Linked DNA regions of Homo sapiens: region 2 is linked to region 1. Evidence: chromatin loops called from intact Hi-C (ENCODE). Cell type or tissue: CD14-positive monocyte. All regions are shown on one strand. Each heading gives the region's core, and the rest is flanking DNA. Links, peaks and the distances in the headings are about the cores only.

The links. A loop is a pair of places that touch in the nucleus more often than their neighbours do. Peaks named below come from ENCODE experiments on the same cell type or tissue, not always from the same donor. Only the 100,000 strongest peaks of a DNase experiment are listed, where the experiment ranks them.
Region 2: a loop joins it to region 1, with 3 times the contacts of the local background. A loop is called at or near these places in 23 of 110 quality-filtered maps.

Annotation. Positions count from the first base shown.
Region 1 is chr3:46,082,814-46,093,278 of GRCh38, reverse strand. It overlaps a transcript of XCR1 not described here. Among named protein-coding and RNA genes, the nearest start is that of XCR1, 61 kb to the right of the region's middle. RefSeq lists an enhancer at 3,731-3,780. In CD14-positive monocyte, for the core only: CTCF peaks have their summits at 5,060 and 5,261 (motif pointing left); DNase peaks (open chromatin) are centred at 2,938, 3,368, 3,828, 5,178 and 1 weaker place; H3K27ac peaks cover 3,825 bases.
Region 2 is chr3:46,187,938-46,198,402 of GRCh38, reverse strand. LOC105377067 (a long non-coding RNA gene) reads right to left here. Exons shown (of 2, transcript XR_940805.3): 2 at 8,314-9,471. Among named protein-coding and RNA genes, the nearest start is that of CCR1, 15 kb to the left of the region's middle. RefSeq lists an enhancer at 6,314-6,533. In CD14-positive monocyte, for the core only: no CTCF peak of the experiment used is centred there; DNase peaks (open chromatin) are centred at 3,302, 4,802 and 6,402; H3K4me3 peaks cover 1,374 bases; H3K27ac peaks cover 4,116 bases.

The sequences.
Region 1 (10,465 bases), core at 1,607-9,606:
ATTGCAAAGACTATCAAGGAAATACCTTTGTAGCTGCTGGCATGAGGATTTCTTTGAGGAAAAAGGGCCTTTGAGAAGCCCACTTCTCAAAGAGTCAAAGGGAGCTTCCAGCCTGGACTTTGGGCTGTTCCCATATTTTCTGTGGAAGGAAAGAGATTTTCCATAGCATGAAGTAGAAACAAGGATCAGAGCTGGGTGCTGTGGGAAAGGCCAGGGAAGAAGAGGGGAGGCACTGCCATAGCCCAGGGAAGGTTTCAAGGGGTTTGCGAGACACATTATGTGTGAGGTTAGCTTTCCCTGGGTCCCTCTATTAAAATATGTAGCAAATTCTCACTGCTTATTTATGCATGTGCGCTTCCTACTGCCCAGGTGTTGAAACTGACCTAAGACAATTTGGTCATGCACAACCACAAAGTTCCTTTTGGTTACTATCAGCTGCCACCATCAGATAAGAGTGGAAACTCACCCACTCCCCTGCTATCTCAATCCAAGTTACCCCAGGAGCAAGGCTCAGAATGAATTCTGTCCTAAATAAAAACATTTATTAGCAAGCAGGTAATGTTTTCAAATGCAAGAGAATTGTTTAGAGCCACAAAGAGATGATGAGGATGAAAACAGAGACCTTAACCAAACATAAGCACATGTCTCAGTGAGAAGATATTAACTTTTTCTAACTATATTTATTTATGCACACCTGTTACTTCATTCAAACACTTATTGGAGACAGGAACAACTTGTGTTGCTTTCAAAATCCCCATGGGACCTCACTCTCCAAACAGCAGGGGTAAAATAAGATAAAACATGAACCTTGAGTGCATACAAAGGAGCCTTGTGCATTGTGAAACATTAGTGATGATTCTTTGTTCTGTGAAGGTTTAGACATTGCAGGGGTAATTATGGGATGTTGCACCTCCCAAACCAAGCACTTTCCCCCAAGGTCTACCAGGATGATCTGCAAGAAGACTCCCTCACAAAGACACAAAGGGAACCGTGGGAGTGGCAGGCTTCATCTGTCTAGCTGCAGGTGCAAGGAGGAAGTCTACTCCAGCAGGAAAGTTTAGGTGTCTGGAATCTGCATAGTTCAATAACTGCTGTGGTTTGAATGTTTGTCTCTTCCAAAAGTCATGTTAAAATTTAACCCCCAGTGCAACACTGTAGGGAGGTAGGGCCTGAAGTAACGTCTTTAATCATGGGGGCTCGGCTCACATGAATTGATTAATGCCTCTGAAAAACAGGCTCAAGGGAATGGGTTCATTCTCTTTTTTCCCTTCCACCATATGATGCCTTCTGCCACGTGATACCTTCTACTTTGCAATGACACAGCAAGAAGACACTCACCAGATGACTTGATTTGGACTTCCCAGGCTCTGGAATTATGAGCCAATAAATTTCTGTTCATTATAAGTTACCCAGTCTGTGGTATTCTGTTATAAAAGCACAAAACAGATTAAGACAGTAATAGACAAAAAAACAGATGAGCATATAGCACTTGGGCCCAACCAGACATATGCTAAGAGGGGCAGAATTCAGCACTCAACAAAGAAGACTCCAGGAGTAGTGATTCTCTGAAATCCAGGAGGATAAGCAGCAGGTGAGAAGGCACCTGGGACAACAGTGGGTTACAAGGCTATAGCCATCAGCGTGAAATTTTGGAAGCAGAGAGGACTCCAGCCCTGAGCAGCAACTGAGAGTGACAAGAGTACCAAGAATGGGTTCTGGAGGGACGGAGCTGCTCTCAGGTAGAGATTTGAATCAAGAGAATGAGAGAAAATCCAAGTTCTCAGAAACCAGGCTAAGGTCAGGGGCACACTGTCAATGCCTGATGCATAGACCTATAGTATTGAGCTAAATCTCCTTAAATTCCCCTTCCCAAAGTCAGGATTAATCCCAGAAATAGGAATACTTTCTTGAGGGTTCTTTCAGCTGCAAGTAACAGAAAACTGAACTTAAAGTGGCTTGAATACTAAGGAGACAGTTAATTCACAAAATGGGAAGTTCAGCAGAGCAGGCCTGTGCCAACCTAATCCAGTGGCCCCAGCTCTGTTTTCCACTGACAGTATTGACTTTGTGGCTCTCGGGGTGGAGGTTTCCACTGCTGCAGACTGGCGGCAAGCTGCTCCTGCCATGCTGGCCTTGGCTATAGGTAGAGCAACATGGCACGGTCAGCTTCCCTTGGAGCACATAAGCCATTTGGGCAGGGTGAATACCTGAACAAAATCAGCCTGTTGGAAGAAAGAAGGGGGGTGATTCCAGTGAGGCGACCATCAGAGTTCCCCAAGGGTGGGCTGGAGCAAGGGGGAGCAGGAGCCTGGGATTCTCCATGAGGCTGTGCCTCTGGCCAGCTAGGTAAACTGGGCAAGCCATTTCAACTCTTGAGAGCTCAGGGTTTTTCATCTTACAATCCAATGACTAAACCAGAGCATCTTCAAGGTTCTATCAAACTCTAAATTGTCTTTGACCCTTTGGAATTAGATTATTTAACTTAGATAGTAAAATATTCAATCATGACTCAATACAGGCCTTCAAATATGGGAGATTACTCTGGTCCTTTATGAGAGACTGTATTTTCCAAAAATGACCACAGCGACTTCTCCCATCCCACATGCCCATCTTCAATGGAACCTTGCCACTCTCCCATTAGGAAGGCTTCTGAGCTGCCAAACTTCACAGCTGACTCTCCCCGTGTTCCTCACGGAGCTTCTTCTGATGTCTCCAGGCTCCAGCCCCAGAAGCCCCTTCACCAGCTGTTTTTAGCAGATGCTGCCTTGACTCTTCACAGATGCATCCTCTGGGTGCTGATTTTCCTTGCTGTGGGTGTGCAAACCAAACCTCTCAATGGTTCTGTAAGATGGGCAGGGCAGATATTAATAACTCCATTGTGCTAGCCAGCCTCAGACGGCCCACAGTCGTTTGCACCATCCTTGAATAGCATTGACTTTTGTGACTAATAGGGTAGTGTAGAAATGACAGAACTTGACTTCAAAGGTTAGTCATAAAAGACAGTGTGAATTCTGTCTTGCTGTCTTAGATCGCTCACTCTGGAGGAAGCCAGGTACCTTGTCAAAGGAACTCCATACCTGAAAGACCCTAAGCTGAAACCACCCTGTGTAGTCACTCCCAAATTCCTGACCCACAGAAACTGTATAAGAAATGTTTATTGTTTAAGCCACGAAGTCTTGATTTGTTTATATAGCAAAGTATAACTAACATTAATATACCTATTACATAAATTAGAAATGAAGTCTCAGAGACATATAGCAACTAGCTCAAAGCCACACAGCTAGAGCTGCGGAAGAAGTGGGAAGAGAGCCTTCACCTTGTGACTGCTGATCCACACAACATGGGTTTCCTCATAGCCCCATGAGTCTGCACTTCTCTGATTTGGCTTCAGAAGGAGAGATGAGACTGCAGGCATGGGGCAGTGGTTGCCCAAGCAACCCTGGCACACTCAGGCCTGGGCCAACACAGCCCCTCTCACAGGAAACAGAGTCAGGGACGGGGGTAGATACTCTTGGCTCCCACTTGCTTGGGTTCTCTACCACCCAGAGAAACAATTCATGGAGACCTCTTAGGCCCATACATGCACATGCATCTTGGGCCTCCACTCGTGCTATACATGGAACTACCACTGGCCCACAGTGCTGCAACTCTTCCGGGCTGTGGTGGAAGCCTGTGATGCAGGGGCTTCTGCTCAGGGTCCCTGACTGACTGCAAGTCAGGGTCAGCCCTTGCTTTCCAGCACCCCACACTGCTGATTCATGGGGCTACTTTAGAGAAGTTGCCCCACCAAAGGGAGCTTTCAGTTCCCATGTGAGTCACTGGCCATGTGGATACCAGTCACCCATGCACAAGAGAGGCCTGGGCTATGTGAGTGCTCAGCAGTGAGCTGAGTGTTGTGGTCATGGGGTCAGCGAGTGACAAAGCCAAGCTGTCTCTGTTTTCTCATCCTTCCAACTAGATTGGACTTATTCCAGCAAGAGTTACTATGGTCCTGGGAGCAGGACTGGGATTGGGCAAGTCAAAAGGGTAGTTTAAGACAAGAGGGCAAGAAGGGCGGAGCAGTCACTGCTTGTCTCCAGGGTCTCCAGCCAAGACAGACTTGAGATGGTGAAGCTTTCTGATGAAGGACCTCAAAGGCCCAGCAGAGTGGCTTGTGCCTACATCCTCACATGGTATCCAAGCACCTCCAGGATAGGAGAGAAAAAAACAAACAGGGCATAGAACATCTGGGTTTTCATGTAAATTCAACATTCTACCACTTCGATAGCCATGAACAAGTTGTTGGCCAATTCCAGCCTCAGTTTCCTCATGAGTCAAATCAACCTAATGGTTTTCAGCCTGGGTTCCTTGGAGCCTTAGGGTTCTTCAGAGTTACCTTGGAGTTTGCCATGAGGAGGCATCCCCTACACCAGTGCTGTCCAATAGAAATATAAAGTGAGTCACATATGCAATTTTCAATTTCTGTTAGGCCTGGCGCGGTGGCTCACGCCTGTAATCCCAACACTTTGGGAGGCCGAGGGGGAGCGGATCACGAGGTCAGGAGTTCAAGACCAGCCTGACCAATATGGTAAAACCCCGTCTCTACTAAAGATACAAAAATTAGTTGGGCGTGGTGGCACACACCTGTAATCCCAGCCACTCAGGAGGCTGAAGCAGGAGAATCACTTGAACCCGGGAGACGGAGGCAGAGGTTGCAGTGAACCAAGATCGTGCCATTGCACTCCAGCCTGGGTGACAGAGTGAGCCTCCATCTCAAAAAAAAAAAATTGGTAGCTACATTTTTTTAAATCTAAAAATAAATAGGTAATTAGCCAGGTGTGATGGTGGGCATCTGGAGTCCAAGCTACTCAGGAGGCTGAGGTGGGAGGATTGCTAAAGCTCATGAGTTTGAGGCTGCAGTGAGCCAGATCATGCCACTGCACTCTAGCCTGGGTGACAGAGTAAGACCGAGTTGGTAATAAGTAAATAAATAAATGTGAAATTAATTTTAATATTATCTTTTATTTATTGAATAGATCTAAAATATCATTTCAACATGTAATCAACTGATTGCATGTATTAATAAGATGTTTTACATTCTCTTTATTGTACTAAGTCTTCAATATCTGGCGTATGGTTTGTATGTAAGCACACCTCAATTCAGACCAACCACATTTCCACAGCGCAGTGGCTGCTAGGCTGTGAAGCAGGAGGAGGAATTGTCTTTAAGAAGAGAAGACCTCTCTCTAGTGGACAAAACAGAAAAATACGAGAGACCAATGTATTAAATGAGCAGAACACTGGAAAGCACAGGCATATTTGGGGGAGCAAAGGGGTCAGTTCAGCTAGAGTGTGATTGGGAGAGTGATGGAGAAAGGAGGGAGTGTGAGAGAAAAAACCATGAGACCACTGGGCCTCTCCTGAACCCTGTGTTTTTCATGACATCGGTTTCTCTGAAAAGTGCCTTTGGATTGTGAACTATCACACAAAAGAGTTCTGTCTTTATAGCTGAGACTTAGTGAGGCATAGGGGATACAATGAAAGTAGAACATGACGTAATAGCTTAAAGCATAGACCATAGAACCCAACAGCCTGGGTTCTAGTCCTCACTCTGCCTCTTGTTGGCTGGGATAAATAGACACAGTTTCCGCATCTATTAAATGGGCATATGGCCATCAATAGTTCTTCCCATCCCTCTACATGCATGCCTGCTGTCTTCCCATCAAGATCTGGAGTTTACTTCCCTTCCTTTGAATCTAGGGTTACCTTGTGATTAACTTGGACAAATACAATGTGGCAGAAGTGATGCTGGTGGTCTCTAGGAAGCCAGCTGCTGACTGTAAAGCTTGGGCTAGACAAGCAAATGATGAGAAACCACATGAAGAAAAAAAGTCCACATGGAGGAACCTGAAGCACTAGACATGACTGAATTCTTCCTGAACCTTCAAGCTGAGCCACGGAAGAAACGAACAGAAGAACTACCTAGCTGAACCTCACCTGAAATTCCAGACCAAAGAATCATGAGAAATCATACATTGTTATTGTTTTAATCCACTAAGTTTTGAGTGGTTCTTTAGATACTAATAGATAACTGAAACAAATACGATATTTGCAATACTTATCTCATAGAGCTGTGTCAAGATCAAGTGAGATAAGGCATGTACCATGCAGTGCCTACGATAAACACTCAAAAATTGTAAATATTATTGTAATAGTAGTCATATGAGTACGGTCCATGATAACTATTGTCATTTTGATATTAGGACATGCCTAAGTAACATAAGCCAGACTCACCTACCAGTACTTTTGAAAATGAAAAGCTATTTCTTTGAGTGATCATTTGGTTCCAAAAATATCTTAAGCTGAAGTGTGGGCACTGGAAGTAGGAGGCAGATGTGGCCGTCCAGACATCAAGAATGTGCTCATAAAATAACGTATTTTTTAAGTTATCAAATGACAACAGATAATTAAAAATTCTCCCAGATGACTTGAGGACTACACAGAATACAATCCCATTTTAGGAAACACTGCTGCGCATGCCAGGGAGACACTGGGGACTTCAGGCAGGAGCAACATGACAAGACATTGCATGCTCCAGGCCAGCATGTGCAGAATGGGCGGGTGTGGGAGGATGGTGGAGGATCAGAGGATGAGAAGGGGAGTGGCACAGGAGGAGAAGAAGGCACAGGGGAAGATTTGAGTTCAGTTTGGTGTTAGTTGAGTCTGGGGTGGTGCTATCCTTGTGTCTTGGGTTGGATTTCTGAAATCAGAGCCTAAGAAAGAGATTCTTGTGCAAAGTAAGGCATGGAGAAGGGCTCTCAGGAGAAATGTGTAGGAGCGAGGGAAGCAGGATAAAGCAGAGGACAGGGTGGGCAGAAGTCTGGCCTCAGCCTGGCCACGCCCAGGGCTGGAGTAAGGTGAGGCACTGCAGAGGTGTCCCTCGCTACGACAGGTGGCTGAGCTTCTGTGGCCCAGCATCAGTCAGCCGCTAGTCATGGGCAGCTGGGAGGAGTATGAGAAAGCTCCAGAACCTCTAAGCAAGGCAGCACCCATCAGCTATGGTAGTGAGTCCCAAACATGTCTGTCTAAGGGCAACTCTTGGGCTTCAGAAATGCTGATGTCAGATCCCAACCTCAGAGATTGTGATTTCCTTGGCCTGTGGTGGGGCCTGGCTTTGGACATTTTAATATATCCCCAGGTGACTGGAATGTGCAGACGGGCTTGAGCCATCCTCCAGAGAAGAGTGCAGGTATGAGAAGTTAGCAGCCAGGACTCTTAGCACCTAAGGCATGGGTGCACCAGCAGGTAGAGGCATGGGAGAGCATTACAGTAACTGCTATGTCACAAGACATCACACTGCTCAGACTCTGTTGTGCCCAAGAATCTGCTGGGTCAGGGGAGTGTCCTACTAAAATGCAGAGTCTGATTCAGCATGTCTGGGTTGGGCCCAGAACTGCATTTCTAACAAGCTCCCAGATGCTGCTGTCACACCAAGGACTACACCAAGTAAGGAGGCCCTACACCAAGGTTGACCACTGTAGATCTGTAGCTCAAGAGGGAGGTTTGGACTGAATGTATGGGGTTGGGGGTGCCGGCATTATGCATGATTGTTGAGACATGGAAGTGAGTGGGAGTATTGGGGAACAGTGCACAGGCAGATCAGTGAGCCAGGCCAAGGCCAGACTCCTGACCTTGGGAGTGAAAACTGATGGCAGGCTTGCTGCTGGAAGGAGAGTGAACGTGGCCTATTCTTTCAAGAAATTTGCTGTGAAGGGGAGGGGCAGACAGGATGGAGTGCAAACTCAAAGTGTTTAAAATGGAGAAAAAAATACTTGGACCACAATACAGGCTGCAGAACAATTGTCATGATAAGATCGAAAGCATCAGAGGAATTCAAGAGGCTGGTTAGGAATAAAGACTGAAGCCAGCTTTGATGCTCCCTGGCTGCATGACTTTGGCCAAGTTACTTGCCTCCTTGTGCCTCAGTTCCCTAATCTGTATAGATGTAGATCACATTAGTACCTGCCTCTTGTGTTCGCGGTGTGATGAGTTGTGTTTGCGGTGATGGAACCTTTTTTTTTTTTTTTTAATAATATATGTCAAATGCTTAGAGCAGACATAGGCTGCTCCATGTATTAGCTATCATGATTACAGGAACTCCTTAAGAGGGGCAAGGTTTTCTGCAAGTGCTGTCCACCTAAAATGAAGAAGCTGAGCACAAAATGTAATTTTAAAGACTTTACTTGAGCCAATGTGAGGCCAGCTGCCCAGGACACCCTTCCAAGTTGCCTTGGGGAGTACTCCATCCAGCTTTTGTTGCATTCAGGCTTTAAAAAAAAAATCCAACTTTTATTTTAGATTCGGGAGGTACCATATGCACATTTGTTACATGGGTATATTGCAAGATGCTGAGGTTTGGGGTATGACTGATGCCATCGCCCAGGTAGTGAGCATAGTACCCAATAAGATAGTTGTTCAATTCTTACCCCACTCCTTTCTTCCACCCTCTAGTAGCCCCCAGTGTCTACGGTTTCCGTCTTTATGTCTTTGTGTGCCCAGTGTTTAGCTCTTGCTTATAAGCGTGTACATTCAGTATTTGGTTTTCTTTTCCTGCATTAATTCGCCTAGGATAATGGCCTCCAGCTACATCTGTACAAGTGGATTTTTAAAGACAAAAAGAAAGCAAGGAGTGAGCTGATAAAAAGTTGGCAGGAATTCTCATTGGTTTATAGAAATTACATTGATTAGGGATTGGCTTTACATTGTTGAGCTGGAGGATATGAGTTATGGCGTCCAGTGCATGGCATTTTATAGCTACTTGGCATCAGTTAGTCTAGAGTCCACATAGCAAGTGGCTTCAAGAGGTAATTACTTAGCTCAAGGGAGGCATGAGATGTGATAGCTTTTCATTCCAATGCTTTTCTGGGACTGATAATTTAAAAGGGCTCACATTCCTATGATTAAAAGTTTCCTTTTGCTCTCATTTCCTTCCTTTTGATCACAAATTTTTCTCCTCAAAAGCACTGATGATACAAATCTGAGTGCCAGCTTGTCCCTTGTCACCAGGAAGGCTCATTCCTGGGTAGCCCTGTCCCACATGGGGGAGTGGAGACATCTCAGTGAGGAATTTTAAGAGCACCAAAAAGCTGAATCAGGATGACAATACAGAATGGCAAAAGTGAGTCCACAAAGTATTGACTTACATAGCTGCTGTTGTTTGCTCCATCATCGCCAGTCTCTGGAATACCATGATTTTCATTTTCTCAGAAGAAATAAAACAATGAAAGATATCTAGCATTAATTGGAATAATAGAAATATATAATGCACATAGGATTAGAACCAAAAAGAGAATTTTTATGCCAGAATGAAAAAGGAATCTAGTCTGTTAAGAGTCAACTAAAAACCTCCTGAAGAAAATTAAATCTCAGTTTTTCTTTAGAGACCTGTAGTCAAGCAGCTTCTTCCCTGATTTTTCCTAGGTGAGTTTCTACTTCATGGGAAATACTTATGTATATACAACAAGAGGTATTTGCCACCACATATCCACCTCCTTGCTCAGCTAATATAGAATCTAAAGCAATGTGATTGTCTAGCACAACCTTAGTCAGTAAATCTGTAGCTTTTTGTTGAGCTGTGATGGAGACAGCAGTTTCATCAGCAATGTTTCCTAGGGTTTTAGAAGGATTTTAGATCATGTGTTCATGGGAAGTTACATCCAACAAAGGCAAAAGTATTCTCAAAGAAAAAAAAATGCATGGAGCTATCTTCTTGATGGCCAGCCAGATAATTAGCACATTTTCTCTAAATAGAATCTCCATCTAAGGTAGATCTGCAGTCATGCCTAGAGAAAAGTTTGAGGGAACTAGTCCAGTGCTGAGTTTCTTCAGAGCTGTATATAGAGAGAAGGGTAACGAAATATCCTAAGACATATTGCCCTTCAACATTCCATGCTCTTAGACACTTACAGGACCATGGCTGGTGATTTTCTCCACAGACTATAATAAATCCTGGTGGAGCACAGATAAGTACACTATAATTTAAGAACATCAGTTTTGAGGCATTACTGGATCAATGGGTCAGAAATGTTAAAGCAAGAAGACAGGATCCTGATAGCTGGAGGGGCTGTTTTCTTTGGATTTTCTAACAACATCATGGATTTTAGTACTGTCATTAGTGAGTAACGCAGCAGTGATTTTTGACAAAAGAATTCTGATGAGTTACATTGAAACATAGGACAAACAGGTTAGGATGAGTCAGGCAGACCTGATTAACAGGTTTGCTTTTATGTGGCCCTGAGTTGTGTTACAAGTGCTATCATGAACACTGGTGAAATTTAGGGCAGAATGTACCAGTGGGTCATTGTGGTCAAAAGTAGTTTTTGGTTTAGGGTAGCAAACCCAGCATCTCTTCAGATTTCCAGCAGTGGCAATGGTGTGTGGGATTCTGATCAGAGAATTATCCCTCCATGCTACAGTCAAATTTATC
Region 2 (10,465 bases), core at 948-8,947, 110 kb before region 1:
TTTTCTTCTGCTTACTTTGGGTTCATTTGATTTTGTTTTATTTTGTTTTTGTCTAGTTTATTAAAATAGAAGCAGCTATGATAATTTATTTAAACCATTCTCCTTCTCCAGTATCAGCATCTAGAGCTATAAATGTACCTCTAAGGACTGCTTTTGCTGCATTCAACAAATTTTCATATGTTATCTTTTTATCTCATTCAGTTCAAAATAATTTTTAATATCCTTTTATATTTATTTGCCTGTAAGTTATTTAAAAGTTTGTCAGCTTCCAAAGATTTGTGGATTTTTCAGATATATTTGCTATTAATTTCTAATGTAATTCTGATGTGACTTACACAATTTGAATAATTCTAAATGTACTGAGGTTCCTTTTATGGCTCAGAGAATGAGCTATATTAGTAAATGTTCTGTGTGTATGTAGCCTAGGTTGGTTAATGTTCCATGAGCACTTGAAAAGACTATGTGTCTTGCATTATAATATTTAATAAATGTCAGTTGGGTCAAGTTGGCCAATAGTGTTGCTCATATCTTCTATTCAATACTAATTTTTTGCCTCATTGTTATATCAGCTAGCTAGATAGAACAATAAGTTGCCTTGTTAAAATATTTAATTATGATTATGGATTTGTCTGCATCTTCCTTTATTTCTGTCAATTTTTGCTTCATATATGTCCGAGCTCTATTATATGAAAGACATATAAGACTATTCTGTCTTCTCATTGACTCCTTTGTCATTAAGAAATATATCCCTTTATCCCTGGTAATAGTTCTTGTCTAGAAGTTTACTTTTTCTGATATTACTGCTATTCTAACTTTTTAATGCTTCTTCTTCACATGGTACAGTCATTCGTCCTTTAATGATGGGGATACATTCTGAGAAATGCACTCTTAGGCTATTTTGTCATTGTGTGAACATTATAGAGTGTACTTACACAAACCTAGATGGTATACCCTACTACACACTTATGCCACATGGCATGTCCTATTGCTCCCAGGCTACAACCTTGTACAGCATGTTACTGTACTGAATACTGTAGCCAATTGTAACACCATGGTAAGTATTTGTATACCTAAGCATAGAAAAGGTACATTAAAAATACAATAAAAAGGATTTTTAAAAGGTACACCTGCATAGGATACTTACCATGAATGGAGGTTGCAGTACTGGAAGCTGCTCTGGGTGAGTTACTGAGTGAGTGGTGAGTGAATGTGAAGGCCTAGGACATTATTGTGTATTACTGTAGACTTTATAAACTGTACACTTAGGCTACACTAAATTTATAAAAAACAATTTCTCCAGTGATAAATTAACCTTAGCTTACTACAACTTTACTTATAAACTTTTTAATTTTAAACTTTTTGACTTTTTTATTATACTTTTTTGTAATAACACTTAGCTTAAAACATGCATTGTACAGCTATACAAAAATGCTTTCTTTCTTTATATCCCTATTCCATAAGATTTTTTCTATTTTAAAAAATTTTTAACATTTTTACTTTTTAAACTTTTTTGCCAAAAATCAAGACACAAACACACACTTTAGTCTAGACCTACACAGGATCAAGATCATCATTATCACTGTCTTCCATCTCTACATCTTTTCCCACTGGAAGGCCTTCAGGGGTAATCACAGGCATGGAGCTGGCGTCTCCTATGATAACAATGTCTTCATCTGGAATTCCTCCCGAAGGACCTGCCTGAGGCTGTTTTACAGTTAATTTTCTTTTTATAAGTAGAAGAAGTGCATCTTAAAATAACAATAAAAAATTCAGTATACTGAATACATAAGCCAGTAACATAGTCATTTATTATCGTGATCAAGTATTATGTACTGTATATAATTGTATGTGCTCTATTTTTATGTGGCTGAAGTGCAGTAAGTTTGTTTACAACAGCATCACCACAAACACGGGAGTAATGAGTTGTGCTACGATGTTACAACAGCTCTGTTGTCACCAGGCAACAGGAATTTTTCAATTCCATTATAATCTCATGGGACAACCTTGGTATAATCAATCCATCATTGACTGAAACATCATTATGTAGAACATGACTGTATATCTTTTTCAGTACTTTTATTTTTAAATATATGTTGTTTTGTTTTTTAATATAAAGGGAATCTCTCGTAGAAAGCATGGCGCTCAATCTTCTTTCTCATCCAGTCTGACAACCCCTTTCACTTGAATTATTTAGTCTATTAACATTTTATGTAATGATTGATATTATCAAGTTTAAGTCTACTACAGTACACTTTGTTTCCTATTTGTATTTTGTTTTCTCTATCTCTTAATTTTTTTTGATTATTTGAAAAATGTTTAGTAGTCTATTTCAGTCCCTCTATTGACTTTTTAAGCTATACCTCTTTATATTATTGTTGTAGTGATTTTCTGTAGGGATTTCAGTATGCATCCTTAATATATCACAGACTATTTAGGATTAATATCGTGCCATTTCATATAAAATGTAAGAACCTCCTCTCATTCTCTGTATTGTTATCATGTATTTTACATTTACATATATAGAAAACCTCATAATACAATGTTATTATTTTTATTTTAAACAAATTCATTTTTAAAAAGACATCAAGACAAAAAATGTAATCTTTTATATTTATCCAAGTTTCTATCTGGTGTCAATTTGCCTTAGCCTGAATAACTTCTCTTACTATATCTTGAGCATGAGTCTGTTGGCAAAGAATCTGGTATTTTTCACTTATTTGAAAATGTCTTTATTTTACCCTCATTTTTGAGAGATATTTTTTCCAGATACAGCATTCTGAATTGGCAATATTTTTTCTCAGTCCTTTAAAGAAATCATTCTACTGTCATCTGTACATCATTGTCTCTGATAAAAAGTTAGCAATTGCTCTTATCATTGTTATCTCCTACGAAATGTGTTTTTTTCCCCCCTCTGGCTGCCTTTAATGTTATTCCTTTCCCTTTTTTTTTTTTTTTTAGCATTTTTTGCTTCATTTGTGTTTATTATTCTTGGTGTTTATGAAACATTGAGTTTTAGGTTGATTTTCCCCCAATTTGAGAAATTTGGGGCCATGATTTCTTCAAATACATTTTTTTCCCTGCTTAATTATCGCTTTCTCTTCACCTTTATATATACCAGTTATACAGTGGGTCCCCCCTTAACTGCAGTTTTGCTTGCTGCAGTTTCAGTTATCCCTGGTCAACCATGGTCTAAAAATATTAAATTGAAAATTCCAGAAATAAGGAATTCATAAGTTTTAAATTATGCGCCATTCTGAGTAGCATGATGAAATCTTACACTGTATTGCTTCATCCTGCCTGCACATGAATCATCCCTTTGTCCCATATACCTACACTTTATTTGCTACCTGCCCCTTAGCCATTTAGCTGTCTCAGTTATCAGGTTGACGCTTGTGATATTGCAGTACTTGTGTTCAAGTGACCCTTTTTTAACTTAGTAATGGCCCTAAGAGTAGTGATGCTGGCAATCTGGATATGTCAAAGAGAAACTTGAAAGTGCTTCCTTAAGTGAAAAGGTGACCTTGATGTTCCTTGGCTGGGATTTGGCACTATCAGCAGTTTCAGGCATCCATTGAGAGTTTTAGAACATATCACCAATGGATAAGGGTACTATACCTTTATTAGACTGCTTAATTTTGTTTCATATCTCCTTTTAAAACTCATTTTTTACAGTAATTTATATTCATTTCTTGACCTTTCTTCTATTGTCTCTACTAGGTTGTTAAGACCCTCCAATTTATTTCAGATACTGTAATTAACAGTTCTAGAATTTCCATTTGGTTCTTTTACATAGTTTCCATTTATCTACTGAAATTCCACATCTGTTCATTCATTATGACAATTTAATTCTTTAAGTCCTTGATTATAATAGTTGATTTAAAGTCCCTAATTGCTAATTACAACTTCCCAGTCATCTTGGGGTCTGTTTCTATGGACTTTTTTTTAGAATTATGGCTATAATTCTTTTTCACATCAATTACTTTTTTATTGCATGTCAAGCATTATAGGTGATATGTTGTACGGAGTCTGGACTATTATCTTCCTTTAAAAAGTGCTGGGTGTCATTTTGTCAGGGTTGTAAAATCATTGGTGCTTCCTTTCAGTCTCATCAGACTCAGTTTTATGTTTTGTTAGGATGTGTCTATTTCAGATTTGGCTTTAGTTTTAGGGCTTGCCTTTACTCTAGGGCTGTGGTCTTCAACAACAACAGCATCACCTGGGAACTTATTAAAAATACAAATTTTCAGGCCCTACTTCAGAGCTACTGAATCAGAAATTCCAGGGGTGAGACCCAGCAATCCGTATTTTAACAAGTGTTTCAGACGACCCTGGTACATGCTGACATTAAAAAACCACTGCTGTAGGGCATAGCCTTTGCTCATAAGAGGTGGCAGAGAAGTCTATCCACCCTGACTGGGAATTTTCTCTCAGCATTGTGCAAACCCCGGTATCCCATTGTTCAGCTCTCAGCTCCTCAGTAGCCACACACTTATACCTCAAGGAGTCTCACTTTCCTCTAGTGCAATCCTTCCTTCAGCCAAGGATCCAACAGAAAATCCCTGTGGAGACTTCTGAGCCTCTTCTCTATGGAGCTGCCTTCTCTCCAGTCCCCTGCCCTGAAAATTGTAGCTGCTTCAGCAACCCAGGTCTAATCTCTGCCTCCTCAGCTCAGTGAACCCTCTGCTCTGCCTGGGCTCCATCTCCCTGTACTACCACAGGAAAATGTTCCTTTTCTCAGGGATACGAGTCCTCTATTTGCTGTTGCCCAATACCTGAAAATAGTTGACTCATACTTTGTCCAGTTTCATAGTTGCTTACAATGGAAAGGCAAATTTGGCACCAGTTACTCCATCATGACCAAAAGCAGAAGTCCTATTCTAAGGTTTTTTAATATGTGTCATTTTCTTTTTAATGTGTCCTAAAATATATGTATTGTTTTGTATGTAGTATTTTTAATTTAGGTAAATGATATATGTTTCTTACTTTTTTTAACATCGTGCCCAGCTTGCCTGATCATCTATGTTGCTATTTAGAATATTCAACCCATTTCTTTCACCTGCTTCACAGTACTCCACAGAGTATATCTTCCACATTCTACTTATTTACTCTCCTAGGCATGGGAACCAAGATTGCCGCCAGCTCTCCACTCTGGCAAATACAATTACAACGTTCTTGTACAGAGTTGGACTGGAAATGCTAGATCACAGGGAGATGTAAATGAGTTCAATCTATGTAGCCACTAACTGTGCAAAAAGGTTCCTCTCCCCACATCTTTACCAACACTTGGCATTATGCTGCTCTCTAATCTTTGCTAGTTGAACAAGTAACGTGACTCTCATAGTTGCTTCATTTTGCTTTTCTCTGATTACTGATGGGTTTGAACATCTTTTTATAAGCTTTTGAGTTTCTCCTATAAATTACCTGTTCGTGTCTTTGACCATTTTTTATTGGGTTTCCCGCTATTTCTTGTTGATTATCAAGAGTTATTTACATACTCTGGATTTTAATTTTTTATTGCTTTAAGATATTGCAAATAACTTTTATCATTGTCTTATATGTATATTACTTTGTTTATGGTATCCTTCATTAAATAGAAATACTTTTGATGTAATAAAATTTAAATTAAAATTCATTAAATGTTGTCTTTTGGCTTATACTAGCTCAATGTAGTTTAAAGGCTCCTTTCTCACCCTTAAGTACAATTGTTTTTCTATTTTGTCCTATATTTTCTTCTATTACCATAATAGTATTTCAATTCTTATTTAGGTCTTTATTCTGGTATGTAACTATGGCAAGTCACTTAACTTCTCAGAGACTCATCGTCTCCATCATTGAATGGAGTAGCATCTCATCTAATGGGGTTGTCATGAGGATGAAATGTCTTAATGCATGTAAAGTGCTTAAAAGAGTGCCTGGCACATAGTACCATGTAAGTGATTGCTATTATAATTAAAATAAATGTATTTAAGTATAATGTTTAAGTAACAATGCAATATGTGAAAATATAGCAAAAATCAAAAAGGTAATTCTAATAATTAAAGCTTGAGAAACATGAACCAGAAGGAATACATTTTGATTTTCCCAGAGTGGAAGGACTCAGCATCAAGTCAATAAGAAATCCTGATGTCGGCTGATTTTACATTTCCTTCCCTTCACACTCATTTCTCCCCTTAATTAGCTACTTAAAATGATACACTAACCCCATTGATAAGTAACATCTTTTATCATGAAATTCTTTGAGAAATTTTTGAAAAAAGAAAACTGATTTTTAAGTCCACAGCTGTTGCTCTGTGCAGACCTAGTTCAGTACAATAAAATCTCAATGTTGTGTAAGAATCTGGGCTTGACAGGGTTATCCAGGTCTGAAGTTGCCCAATATTTATTTCTGGTCCTTTCATTTCCCATTCTCACTTTCTGTGGTAGGAGCTGAGGAAGAGTGAGAAGACTGAAACGTGGGTGGCATGAAAGGAACAAGGGTATTTACTAAGAAGAGCCTCAGGCTCGTGTTCTGACCCCACTCCTGGGTGCTGCAACTCCTGGAAGCAGGCAGGGTGCTATCCAGGATGCTCCTGACCCCCTGCTATGCCTCCATAATTGGAAGCCTTGCCCGTCTGCATTTCCTTACCTAGAGTTTCCATCCAGTTTTAGCCCTGCTCTACCCACCTGGAGCATCTCAGTGCCCCCACTCCCATGAGTGAGTGGGCTTGCTTGCCCTGTGCTAAGGCTTTGAGATGACTTAAGGCACAGGGACCCTGAAGCCAGGAGCTGTGATGTTCTGAAGCTGCCAGCAGACCTTTTGGACACAATTAAATTATAGAAACCTCTAAGTGTGTTCCCCCAAGAGAACAAGAGGAAACAGAGTTCTGGGAGCCAAGTATTGGAAGGAGAAAAGGAGAATTTTCCCGTAAATTTTATTTATCCATTGATTTGTTTATTCATCCATTCAAATGTCACTCATCCACCCACTCATTCACTCATCCCTTCATTTGGTACAAGCCCCTTGAATCAGACATCAGGGGTATGAAGGCCACTTGAAGAAGGACCTGCCACCCCACCATGCACTGAAGCTTCCCCTGTGCCATGGTGGGCAGGAGCCACCAGAGGAGTTGCTGGAATAAGGTCACTGCGTTCTCTAGACTGTCAGGGACTCGCTGTTTGGCCCTGGATACACACCAGTGAATTTCTTTGAGCTTATGCTCTCTCTATTCGAGAATATCTGTGGTGTCTAACTTCATCCAGCTTTCAAGAGTCTCCTCTTGACCAACAAAGGTTGGTTATAGCTTTTGTTTGAAAGCGTTGAACAAAAGCATTGTGTGTTGGCTTTTAATTTAGCAAATCTAAAATTCATTTGTAGAATAATCAGATGAGACAGTCTAAGTAAGTTTCAAAAAAGAACAGTATTGTATTGGGGGAGAATTTGCTTGTATGCTGACATACACTATACAGCCTGAACTATAAAGATCCTGTACCAAAAAATTTTAAAGTGTAATAAACTAAAGATTAAGACAAAGATGCCAAAGTATCAACTCTCCTAACATATAAGGCAATTTTACGAATCAATAAGAAAACTAATAATATATTCCAATTATTTATTTGCTTATTTATTTATTTATTTATTTGAGACAGAGTCTCACTCCGTTGCCCAAGTTGGTGTGCAGTGGTGTGATCTCGGCTCACTGCAGCCTCTGCCTCCCGGGTTCAAGAGATTCGCACATCTCAGCCTCCCGAGTAGCTGAGATTACAGGTGCACGCCACCATACCCGGCTAATTTTTGTACTTTTAGTAGAGATGGCGTTTCACCATGTTGACCAGGCTGGTCTTGAACTCCTAACCTCAGGTAATCCACCCGCTTCAGCCTCCCAACATGCTGGGATTACAGGCCAATAACTTATTTAAATAAACAAAGATACAAACAGTCATGGAATAAATGCAATACCCATTAAAATAAAAATACTAATCATACTAGTAATAAAACAAAATGTCAATTACAATGAAATATTTCTTCTGCCTGTTAAAAATGGTGAGGAGATTTTATTTTATTAATGGAAATACCCAGTGCAGTTAAGAATGTGGCAAAATAGCCACTGCCATGTATTTTTTATTGGAATATAAATTAGTGCATTATTTCTGAAAAGCAATTTAACAATAGTTATCAAGATTGTTTAAGAAGTTCATTTGGTAATACTGCTTCTAGAAATCCATTTTAAGGAATATTGACAGATAATAGCAAAATGAAATACAGCTGGAAAATTCAAGGACTGGAGGAAGATTAAATTCGATATTGGTAAATTTGGTATATGATTCAGATATAAATAATTTTTAAAAGAATTTTTATTGACATGGGAATACACTCATAACATTGTCAAATTAAAAAAAGGGAAATATAGAATTCTTCTGGTCCACATTTTATAATATATGTGGAGAGTACAAAGACAGGAAAAGAATACACCCAAATCAGCATGGCACTCTGTGTATCAGAAGCAATATGAGACAAGGCTATGGTTCTCAAACTGTAGGGGCCACAGTGAGTTCACAGGGGTGCCATGGAATATTTCCAGTTTTCAGAGGATATACATTGATAGCTGACCCTTCTTGGACACCTTGGGAACTACTCGATTGAGGAAGTTCACAGTTCGAACATCAGATTGCAGTATATTCCTTTCACAGTTGTCATATCTTTCCAAAGCTGGGTTTTCAATGATTGCTTTGAGGTAAAATGGTGTGGGACAGAAAATGAGGGCAACAGTGTCCAACTTGATTCCAAGGTTGGAGAAGTTGGGCCTTGTCCAACAGGCACATATCCCATCGGCACTGCTTATTTAAGAGGAAAATCAAATATTATTTTTTCTTTCAATGTATGTATATTTTCTTTTCAAACAGCTATTACAAACATACCTACGTCATTTGGATCTAACCACTTAATTAATGGAACTGTTTGGTATTTCTTTTGGCCCAGGTGCACTAAGAAGAGAGTACTGAGAAATTAAGGGCACCACACGCAGAGAAAGTTTGGGGACCCCTGAGCTGAGGGATTTATTTAGGAGTGAGATTATATGCAAAGTGAGAGCTGGCGGGCAAGTCTCTCCGGGCTGTCCCCTCTGCCTGCAGTGTTGAGTGGGAAGTCTCTTCAGGTCAGCCACTCCAGCAGTCAGGAAGGAACGCCAGCTGAGGATGTGAGCAAGGATCAGATGGCACCTGTAAGGACAAGCGAGATCCTACACGGAAACTACCCGCCTTGAGGACAAACAGGAGGTTCATCTGTCTCTCGCGGCATCCAGCCACTACCTCGCTAGGAATCTGCAGAGGAAGCTGCTGCATTCACCATGGAGGTTCACATGCGCCTGGCCCAGGACTTGTACTTCCAGAGGGGAGCATGGGAGCCGGAATCCAGTGGGTCCAGGTGCCGTCCTACGCCAAAGTGAGCCTGCAGATAGACTGCAGTGTGCACAAGCCACCACAGGGCCCCGGAACCTGCTGGCACATTCACAGCGTTACATTACAGCTGTTGCTCCATTCTCTCGTGAATCTCAAGTTAGTTATATAGATCCCCGGGCCTGTGCTAACCTGGAACCCTACTGACAGTGAGTTCTGGGAAATGTAGTTCCCGTTTAAACTGACATTGTATAAAGTCATCGCAAATGAGTGATGTTAATTTTCTTCTGTATGCTTTCAGTGCTATCTAACTGAAAAAAAAAATACATATATTTTTTTAGAGCAGGATCTCACTCTGTCATCCAGGCTGGAGTGCAGTGGTGACCACAGTTCACTGCGGTCTTGAACTCCTGGACCCAAGAGATCCACCCGCCTCAACCTCCTCAGTAGCTGGGACCACAGACCCATGTCACTACACCCAGCTAATACTTTATTTTTATCCTTTGTAGAGACAGGATCTTGCTTTGTTGCCCAGGCTGGTCTTGAACTCCTGGCCTCAAGGGATACTCCTGCCTTGGCCTCCCAAAGTGCTGGGATTACAGGCATGAGCCACCAGGCTGGCCTATCCAACTTTTAAAATGGCCACATCATAAGAAAAACTATTCTTTGTGAAAAGAAAGAAAGGAAGGAGAAAGGGCAAGAAGGAGAAGAAGTCTAATGGGGGGAAAGTTGGGGAAAGAGAGTGAGAAGGAGACAGAGAAAAGAAAAAGATGAGCAGTTGCTTCTTAGAAGAACACAGTGGGATGAACATTCCGGGGTAAGGGTGTGGAGTGAATGAAGGCCAGAAGCATGACTCTCTCTGGGACCTGCACAAAGGTTAGTATGACTCCCGTCATGTGCAGGGGAGCAGGAGTGAGAGGGGGAGCATGGGGCAGTGAGTGGGCTGACTGGGACATGGGGCCAGAGCAGGAGGCTGTGATGAGTCACTGAGCTTGAGTCTCCACTTCATGAGGTGACTCCCAATGCACACTCTGAGCACAGAGTTTAAAAAGCAGGTATTTGTAAGCCAGAAGTCCCTGTGTAAGCACTTTCA